2 separate regions of the Mus musculus genome follow, and region 2 is linked to region 1. The links are chromatin contacts, found by Hi-C or POLR2A ChIA-PET in ENCODE. All regions are on one chromosome and are shown on one strand. The core of a region is the stretch at or near the end of the contact, and the rest is flanking DNA. Distances in the headings are between cores, read along the strand shown. Region 1 holds the start of Nr2c2 (nuclear receptor subfamily 2, group C, member 2). Region 2 holds the start of Rbsn (rabenosyn, RAB effector).

Evidence for each region. Hi-C counts contacts between places; a loop is a spot of excess contacts on that map. ChIA-PET counts read pairs that join two places held with the same protein, here RNA polymerase II (POLR2A).
Region 2: a map of v-Abl transformed pro-B cells shows a loop between it and region 1 (2.4-fold over the local background). The contact joins the promoter of Rbsn here to the promoter of Nr2c2 in region 1. A Hi-C loop is called at or near these places in 2 of 37 maps with a recorded cell type or tissue (mature B cell and v-Abl transformed pro-B cells). POLR2A ChIA-PET finds 5 or more read pairs at or near these places in 1 of 5 experiments (embryonic stem cell).

The regions. Positions count from the first base shown.
Region 1 is chr6:92,090,003-92,095,235 of GRCm38, forward strand. It overlaps Nr2c2 (nuclear receptor subfamily 2, group C, member 2), which reads left to right and starts at 2,431. Exons shown (of 15, transcript NM_001347342.1): 1 at 2,431-2,812.
Region 2 is chr6:92,211,984-92,217,216 of GRCm38, forward strand. It overlaps Rbsn (rabenosyn, RAB effector), which reads right to left and starts at 2,887. Exons shown (of 12, transcript NM_030081.3): 1 at 2,728-2,887.

The DNA.
Region 1 (5,233 bases), core at 1,181-3,680:
CTTACATTGTGCCATTTTGTGTGTGACTCTAAAAAGGAGTAAGATGTTATAAAGTCTTCCTGACCCCTAGCTTCCAAACACTTGTTACCTGCTAACAATGTATCTGTGCGGTGCGCTAATGTGTTATTTTCAAGAGAAAAGTTGCTACAATTTTAAACATTTCATTTGAAAAGCTACTTAAGGTTACAGCAAATGCGGCCAACAGAAGCCAGGCTAACTTCACCGGTGAACCAGTAGCTTCAAGGAGCTCTGGTTTTCCTTACTGTGGTTACTTAAAGAGGGTTCCAGGTCCTGAGTCTAAGTGGCAGATCCAGAATATCAACTGAAGAAAAAGAAAACTATAAACCAAGATAAGTGCATTCATTATGATTTATTTTTAAAACGTGAGCAATTGTACTGTTCCTTCGAAAACCCCATCAACGTGAATTTTTACACTGTATTATTTAGCACTATAAACTTTAATTCTTGGAAAATTCTATTCCAGACCACTTCATATTTTCAAGGATTTTACAGTGAAAGGACTTATATATGGGCTACCTTAGGCATGTTACTGAGCTCTCCCGGGGCACACGTTCTATAAATGAGGAAAACTTCCTTGCCTCCTGTAGAGGCTCCTTTCAGCTACAGGGTCTGTAGGGCACAGAGATACATCCCTGCCCCCCCCCCCCCACTTTCCCAGGAGACAGGAAGGGGAGGGGACTGTGTTTAAAACACTTGCCACAAAATAGAAAGTCGATTAAGACTATGGGCATTGTTAGAGTCACCCTATTGTAAGCCTAAATGTCTACTGCAAAAATCTTGAAGCATTTATTTCTAATGAGCAAGAGGTGTGTGTGTGTGTGTGTAATTAGATGGTAGAGTATATCCAATCTACACAGCTCGGTGATCAAGGGGAGTGGGTGAACATTGCAGGCAGACACTCAGAGGGAAACGGCGGCACCTTCCCAAGCCCAATGAAGAAGTATAACCCGGAGGCTTTTCAGAATGCAATCAGTGCGTGCCAAAGCTGCTTTTCTCAAATCGCGAAGGAGAGGGGCACGGGACTGCACAAGTCTGGGCTCCAAGGCTAAGCACCTGTTTTAAAAATGGGCCTGGGGCATCTGCACACTTGCCTGGTCCGGCCAGAGGCATGCACATCCTCGGAGCTTTAAAACAGAAAGCTACCATCCATCCCAAGGAAGGTACCGGGAGCTCAGTGCACTCCCAGGACACCGCTCGCTTGCAACATCTCGGCGCGGCGCCAGGCAAGGGCCCGCTTCTCCAGCCTGCAAGCGGTGCCTACGGGATCGGCCGCACCTGCCCGGCCCAGGCCTGCGGGCCTCAGCTCCGGCGGCGGCCGCAGCGGCAGCGGCGGCGTTCCGGTGCGCGCGCGCGCTCAGCCAATCGCGTGCTCGCCCGCCCCCCGCCGCCGCGGTGAGGCTGGCGCCGGGAAGAGGAAGAGGAACATTCGCCCTCCTCCTCCCAGCGCGCGGGCGGCGGCGGCAGCGGCACCGGGGTCACGAACTCTGACCTTTCACTGACAAAAACAATAACAAAGCGCGGTCCCTCCGCGACCCCGGCGGTGCCAGGGCCCAGCCCGCCGCCCCGCTCCGCACCGGCCCGCCGCGGCGTCCCGGCCGCCCGAGCCCCCGGGCTCCTGCCCTCCGGCGCCTGCCCGGCCCGCGCCCTGCCCTCCTAGCCGGGGGCGCCGGCCGCAGACACGGGATCTGCTCCGCGGTTGTGGTGGCGCCCGACCCTGAGGTAAGAGCAAGCCCGCCGGGCCAAGCCGCGGCGCGGCGCGGCGCAGCGCGGCACGGCGGAGGAGGGCAGGCCTGCGCCGCCATGGAGGCCGCGGAGGCTGAACGCGGCCTTTTACCTTTGCCACGGGGCGGTGGCGGCGGCAGCAGCGGGCGCTTTGCATAGTGGGCCGGGCCGCACCCTTCCCTCCCCTCTCTTCCACTCCCCTCCCCTCCCGCGGCCGAGCCCGGCGAGCCGCTGTCCTGACCGGGCCGGCCGCGCGCCGCGGGGGCGGAGAGGGGGACTGTCCGCGGCCCCGCCTCACGCCTGGCCCTCCGCCAGCGCCGCCATCTTGTCCCCGCGGCGCCGGCCAGGCTCCCCTCGGCGCGCGCCCGGCCTGCCCGCTTCTTCCTGTGTTCCCCGCTCCTCACCCCAGCACTCCCCGCCTGCCGTTGGCTGCCACCCTGGCCCAACCGCCGTTTTTCCGGACTAGGAGGGTGGAAGGGGAGGGAGGGAGGCGTGGGCAGGGCACGACCTCCTGAGTGACGGCCGGGCTGGCCAATCGTTCCCCCTTATAGGAGGGCCACGGCCTGCGGCACCGCCCCCGGGGCTGTGCTGGTTGGTCCAGGTGGGAGAGGGAGGTCCCGGGGGCCGCTAGTGCGGGGTGTGAGGCCGGGCGGGCCAGCCTCTGAGGAACTTGGTGGGTCTCGGGCTGGGAAGCTGGTGATGCTTTTTGAACCCATGGCGCGGCCAGAAGGGAAGAGTTCGTCGGCACTTGGAGGCTCTCCGGGGTTCGCGCTTTCCTCACGACTCTGGACGGAGCCCCTCTGGCGGGCTCAATTTCAGTCCATGAAATTGGGACACCAGACGTTCTTGCCAAGCCTCGCCTCTCTCCTCAGCATTGTTTGAGGGACTGTTCTCTGAAAATGGAGTCCAAGCTACTCTGCCAGCCTCAAAAGTAATTTGCAAATGGTGGTGTTAGTTTTTTCGTCTTATTGTGGTGCTGGGGACGGCCCTGCCATTGAGTAACATCCCTAGTCCCAAAATGGTGATGTGGAAATATATAAGGAACCAACTGGAGTGGAAAACTTGTGAGGTGATTCTCTTTCCTACTTTCATTAAACACAGTTGTGCGTAGCTTTAGACACTAGGACACTACTTCCAGAGATTCAACTGACCTGGGCAAGGAGCCATTCTCCCCCCAGAATTTTGGATGCCGAGGGGATACAAAGGCTCAGAGAATGGTCAGAGAATGGAAGAAACTGGATGATGTGCTGAAGGAATCGTGAGGGCATTAATTTAATTGGATGGTGAGGAAGTCAGGCTTCACTGAATGTTTGAATAGATTTCAGGAAAAGAGCTGGGTTCTGGATAGCAAGCTTGAAGATGGGAAGGGAAGATTTTCCCACACTTTTTGTTGAGTAAATTGTTGCTGATACTATTGATAGCTAAGTGCTGCATATTTAATTGGTGCATTTTTACCCGAACTTGACAGTTGGGATAGCATGCCCAGCAATAAAATGTCCATTATACTAAGCAGGGAATTTGAATTGGACTTCAGTAGGCATTCTTTTAACATATTTATCTTTCCCAGAGATAAAATTGATTGATGCTATGAAGCTACTGAAAATCTCATTTATCAAAGTGGAAAACAAACTTTACAAAATATAATGTTAGCTTCCATTGGAAAGTCTGATGACTAAAATATTTGTGCATATAACATAGTAGGAAGGGCTGGCTAGCATGTAGGAAATCAAGTTTCATCCTTAGCACTGCATAAACTTATGTAGTGCTGCATATCTGTAATCCCAGTTACTGGGGCGGTGGAGGCAGATCAGAAGTTTCAGTGTCATTCTTGGCTACATAGAGTTTTAGGCCAGCCTGGGCTATAAGATCCGGTATCCAAAATAAAATATTTGAAATCAAACAATACCTTTTTAATAATATGAGCAGTCTCAGTTTTAATTCTTTCTTTGGATATCTCAAGAGACAGTGTAAGTTAAGCCAAGCAAACATTTCCAAAAAGAGATTGGAATAAGCTGTCCCAAAGTGACTTGCAGCCCAGTGAGTTCTACACTGTGGATTTTAAAGTTTTCCTGAATATTTATGAGGTGATAGAATCTTCATGAAATAAAGTGACAACCCCCTTTCCCACTCCCAAAGCATGATGGCTCTTCCTTTTGGGTTTTCTCTTTCCAAAAGCTGGAAATTTTAAAATCACAATACAGTTGATATTGTAATGATATCAGATCTTTTAAGGATGCAGACCCTTCTTTCAGGCACATGGGTGAGAAAGTGCCCTGATACCTTTAGTTTCTGATAACAGCAAGAATAGCCTAATCACAGGTTCAAGGCTGTTCAACCACAAAAGGGCGTTCTAATTGGAGACACAGCTATCAATCTGAAGCTGCAGTTTTCTCCAGTTATTTTGTATCGAAATCCTTGTCAGTCTGTAGTCAATCAAACTTTTAAGAGACCATCCAAGTATGGTGGTTGGCACAAGACTTTATCACACACAAGAGTTCTAGGCCAGCCAGGGCTACATAATGAGAATTCTGTGTTGGGATTGGGAGTAAGGTCTGTGTCAACAGTCTCTTCCCTTTATAAGAGGAATTCTAGGACTTTTTGAGGGTTTTTTTGTTTAGTTCTGTTGTTTTGTTTGAGAAGTTGTCTAGGTTGGCCTTTTAACCCTGGCCTCTAGTGATTTCCTGTGTTAGCCTCTGAGCAGCTGAGACTTTAGGCTGGTCTGTGCTACCATGCCTAGGTGGAGAAGTTTTTAATACCAAGCGACCTGGTATGATAGAAGGATCTTGGGTCATGGAGTCAGAAAAACTTGGTCCCAGAATCTTGATTAAGCAGTCTTTTTGAGGTTATACATTTGTAAGCTGGGGAAGAGGGAGCCAACACAAGGATGGAAGAGAGTGGGTGAGGATTTGCTGCAGTAACTGCAGACAAGAGAGGTGAGACTGGTGAGATAGCCTGTATCTTGCTTGAGGTTCACATTTGAGTATGTCTTTGAGTTCTCCTGTGTGCCATTTGCTCCAAAGGTTTGAAGTATCAGAGTGGACACCAAAAGGGATCATCTGTGAAGGGAGCTTAGCATCTCAAGGGGACTGAAGCCAATCTGGGCCACATAATGAGTTCCAGGCTTGCAACCCTGTCTTGAAAAACAGAATAGGAAATGGCCCTTGAAGCTCATCAAAACCAGCCTAGCCACCTGATATATATTCCCTACATTTTAGTTTGTCTTCCTTTATTGCTGACTATGAAAAGCTGATTTCCTTTTTTGGAGACAGGGTCTTATTATGTAGCCCTGGGTAGCCTGGAACTCTCAGAGATTCACTTGACTATGCCTCTTGAGTGCTGGGATCAAAGGTATATGTTGTTATATCTCACTTAATGGCTGACCTTTTCTTCTGTGTGTGATCATCATCTGAAATTCATGTTTCTGTGACACGCTATAGGAGATGGTTTTTTGGTCTTTGGAGGTTTAACTTGCCTAAAGGCTGACATTCTC
Region 2 (5,233 bases), core at 1,637-4,136, 120 kb after region 1:
GTTTGTAACAAGATTGTTTGGTACAAGTTCGTGAAAACAAACTGTTTCTCAAATCCTTAGACCAAGATATGAGAACAGCACAGAACACACTGGTAAGTCAATGAAGCGGGAAGTAGAGTTGTACAGAGAAGCAAACAGGATCCCAGGGCACTTCCTTTAAGGTCATTTTAAATGGTCCAACCTCATTATTTGAGAGGATTCTTTTCCTTAGTACTAAGGATATGACATAGAACTAATACATAGTAGGCAAGTCCCCTACCACTAATTACACCTGGTCCCTTTTGTTGTTGTAAGACAGGGTCTTGCTAAGTTGCCTGGACTGGTTTGGGCTCACTTTGTAGCCTACATAGGCTCTGAACTTGCTACCCTCTTGCTTTAGACTTGTGGAATTACAGGCATAAGTCACCAGCATAGCCAACACCATGATTTCCATGTCATTTTAGTCACTGAGGAAAATATGTAGCATACTTATCAATGAACACTACTTTTACTCTGCCACATATACTGAGCTCTTGGTAGTTGTTAGGCACATGTGCTAGAAATACAAAGGCCAGAAGCTAAGTGTAGTGGTTCATGACTATAATGCCAGCACTCTGGATGTGTAGGCAGACAGGAGGAACCTGAGCTGGAGGCCAGCCTGGGCTTCACAGTGACATTCCGTTTCAAGAAACCAAAACAAGATCTGACAAGATGGGTAAAGTGTATGCCAGTCAGTGGGTAAAGTATATCCTTCTAAGTCTGATTGCCAGGACCATCCTAAAGGTAGAAGTAGAAAATCAACTCCCAAAGGTTGTCCTCTGATCTTCATATATATACCATACCTAAGTGTGCACACATCATACACACACACACACACACACACACACACATATATATATATATGTACATATGTATATATATATATATATGTACGTATGTATATATATATGTATATATATATGTGTATATATATATATATATATATATGTATATATATATATATATATACCACACCAGAGTGTGCACACATCATACACACACACAAAATATTTTAACAAGTTAATGTCATTTTTTTAAACACCAAAAAGAAAAAATAACAAATACAAACAATAAGCCTTTCAACTTTTCTTTAAAGAGAAGTATTTAAAAAAAAAAATCAAGAGCCAGAGAGATGGCTCAGTGTAAAGGCACTTGCCACCTACCCTGAGTTTGATCACCAGAACTACATAAAAGTGGAAGGAGAGAATACACTTCTGAAAGTTATCCTCTGGCTTCCACACACGCCTGTCCTCTAGCCCCTTCACACAAAATAAATGTATCTTTAAATTAAGATTTTAAAAAAGAAGAAACTTATCAGTGCAGCTTGATAATATGTTCCAGCACTTTGAAAAGTCTGAGGCAGAAGATCCTCACTTGAATCTATGATTTCAAAACCAGTTTGGCCAACATAGCAAACTGTCGCTTAGTTTAGATGAATGGATGGATAAAATTAGTGAAAATTATATTTTGCATTTACAGTGAGTTGATGTGTTTACTAGATTTTATAAATTAGAACAGTGGGGCAGCAGGTCTGATGTTCTCTGCCCTTCAACAGAAAAATCTGATACTTAAACATTTCAGGGCTTAATAACTTACATTTTCTGTCTTATTGGACTACAGCAAAGTCACTGTTGATGTGACCCTGAAAGACTCCTAACCATTGAGAACAAGGATAAAATCATTTCACAGAAGCAAAGAAATCTGTTTCCAAGACTTTAGAGGCCACATATCACAGCACAGAGTGGGAGTTTGTGTAGCTAGAATTGTGGTGTGCTGCAGAGGGCACAGAGGAGGGTACCATCTGGTCCTCAAAGGTGAAGGGTGACAGCAACTCAGAAAATAAATTAAACAGGACGCTAGGTGCCTGTTATTTCCTTTAATTAAGAAATTTGACAGGCGTGGGAGGCAGAAGCAGACAGATACCTGTGAGTTTGAGGCCAGCCTGGTTTACATGTCAAGTTCCAGGCCAGACATAGATACATAGTGAGACCCTTGTCTTGAGATTAAATAAATAAATCGAGAGACTACACACATGCAGACCCATCCCGGAAAGCATCTGAGGCATCACTTAAACAGCCAGCCTCAGGTCCGACCGGTTCTCTCCCCAGCCAGTGGCTGACAGGATCCTCTGGGTGTGACAGCTGCCTCCTCCCCGCCTGCAACTCATCCTGAAGAAAAAGTCAAACAGAAGTCGTCCCCGTGCACCCTGGCCACACATCGCAGCTCAGTTCTCACCCTGGAGAAACGCCCCTTACTCAAGGCAGGCTCCCTCCAGGATGCCTTCACAGCAGCTGCCTGGGGTGCCATAGCCTATACACAAGTGAAGTGACTAACACAAGACAGCAGCCGGGAAGGAGAGCCTGGGATTTTCGCCATCACCACGAGAACTCGGAGAGCGGGATAATAGGGTTCCGCGAATGAAGTGGGGGACCTTAACATAAAGTCACTTAATTAGGTGCCACCACAAACCACCGCAATTGATGCCGCAACCAGAAGGCCAGTTGTGCAAACTCTCGCCTCCAGACTGGATTGAAAAACCCAGCCGGGGGGCTCTGTAGAGATCCGCACGGCCACGCGCACCCGCGGGACGCGACTCTGCGGGACATCACGCAACACGTCACGGCGCGGGCAGAGACCCGCGCGGCGCCGAGGCCCGCAAAGCCTCATCTCCCGACCGCATCGTCATCTCAAACCACACGTCACACCCACCTCAGCCACCGCCGCGCTCTCTGCGACACCCTTTCTCACTCCCTGCGGCTTCCGACAGGCAGTCGGCAGCCTGCCTTTCCACCTCGGGTTCTGACTGCCGGCCTACGAGGTTCCTCAGAGACCAGTGGCAGCCATCGCCATCAGTGGCTCGGCGCTCGACAGGCGCGCCGGGCAGAAACCGGAAGACAGACTGACACGCGGCGGTCGAGCGCCGAGTCCTCGAGCGCACTGAACCTGGAAGAGGATGCTGCGCAGGCGCTGCCGCAACGGGGCGGGCCCAGTAGGAGGAGGTAAACTGCGAAGTTCTCTCAGGTCCTAGCAACACATCGATGTGAAACCCTACACTCGCCCTTCACTCACCCTATAGGTGGGGAAACTGAGACTTTGGCTCTTAAATAATGTGCCTGCAGCGCTAACATTATTTAGAGACCGTTAAAAAGTTTCTGAGATTTTTGCATAAATGCCTTAATACAGCGGTTGTTCTTCCAAAGGACCCAGGTTTGAAAAACTGCTTGTCTGCTACCTATATGCTCTCTTCTGGAGTCCATGGGCACTGCACATGTGGTGCACAGACATGCAGGCAAAACACACATACAAAATTTTGTTTTTTTACTTTTTTGTTGTTGTTGTTAAAAAAAAGTTTCTGAGTGCGAGAGACTAAGTTATGTTCAGCACATTGAGGAGACAGAAAGACGTGGAAATTGAGCCAAAGAAAGTAGAGACGTTGAGGAGTCGTGTCAGGGATTGGAAGTTGGCTCAATTGATCCTGGTTGGGACTCAATTTCCACCACACACCCATGCCTGTAACACCAATACTCTAAGGATGGAGGCAGGAGGACCAAAAATTTAAGTTAATTTTCAATTACATAGCAAGTTCAAGGCCATACTGGGATACATGAAACTCCATCTCAAAAAAGCATAAAAAAGTATGAGGGTAGCTAGATCTCTGCAAAATAAGTGGCATTTATGTATGAGTCAGGGTTCTCTAGAGTCACAGAACTCTATAGTCTATATAGTAAGGGAATTGGTGGATGACTTACAGTCTGTAGTCCAATTCCCAACAATGGTCAGCAGCAGCTGTGAATGGAAGTCCAAGGATCTAGCAGTCACTCAGTCCCACAAGGCAAGCAGTTGAAGAAGAGAGTGTCAATCTTCCTTCTTCCAATGTCCTTATATAGGTCTCCAGCAAAAGGTGTGGCCCAGATTAAAGGTGTCTGCCACCACACCTTTAATCCCAGATAACCTTGACTTGGAGATCTTCCTGTCTTAATCTTCTGGAATTCATAGCCACTGTGCCTCAAGATCTCCATGCCAAGATTCAGGTCAGAAACTTCTATCTCAGCCTCCAGATTAGGATCACTGGTGAGCCTCCCAATTCTGGATTGTAGTTCATCCAGATATAGTCAAGTTGACAACCAGGAATAGCCCCTGCAATTTACAAAAGACAGTATGGCAGATCAGTCATGTCTGAACCTAGCTGTACCATGCAACAACCACAGGGTACAGAGACAGACCCATCTGTTATTGAGGTCTGTTTGCTTTATAGCCAGCACACCATCTAGACTGCAGTAACCTGGGCCCCAGAAGTGGGAGCTTCAGGGAAGATGCAGGTCTTTGGAACCAGAAAGTGGCCTCCATCCCTCCTGCCTCCATCCCAGCCTAGCATGGCTGTGGCACTTGACCCATTTGACTCTGGGAATGACTGTCTGAAGGTGGTCACAGTCTCTACTTCCTTGTGCAGATGAAATGAAGCCAGTCTCTTGGCCTAGGCTCCTTACCGTACCTCCTCAGCTCAACAGCATTGAGTATGGAGAGGACAACTCCTAGGGCTCCACAGACCTGAGCTCCTGCCTCCAAGAAAATCTTACTTTGTGACTCTGAATGTGTCCCTTGCCTTCTACTCTTCAGTTCTCCCACATGCACACAGAAAGTGGGACTCAAAATGGGCAGGCTCTTCTTATTTCCAAATTGGTAACTATTTGTGTCTGTTTGGTTTTTGGCTTTACTGTTTTCCAGTGCTGGAATTGGAACTCAGGGTCTCACACAGGATAGATAAATGCTATACCATTGAACTATGGTTCAAAGTCTGCTTTCTCTAAAACTTTGAACTCTGCAGAGAAAGGGACTCTTGCCAACATGCCAGAGACAAGTATAGCTTTGCCTGACACCAACATCTGCCTTTGCACTCCCCTCCCCCAACACACACACACACACACACATACACACACACACACACAGACAAAGAGAGAGAAAGATAGAGACAGAGACAGAGAGACAGAGACAGAGAGAGACCCAGAATGAGGCAGAATGTGATGAGCATGATTATTTGATGCCAGTGAAAGACCTCTTAATTCAGCCATGATTTAGCCTGTCATCATTTACAAAACCAACATCACATTCAGACCTCATTTGTTTCCAAAGCAATGGCAGCAAGCAAGCTGGCAGTTTGTGGATAACTATGGAAGTCAGTGGATTGGCTGCTACTGCTGTATTGATTTTCATTTCT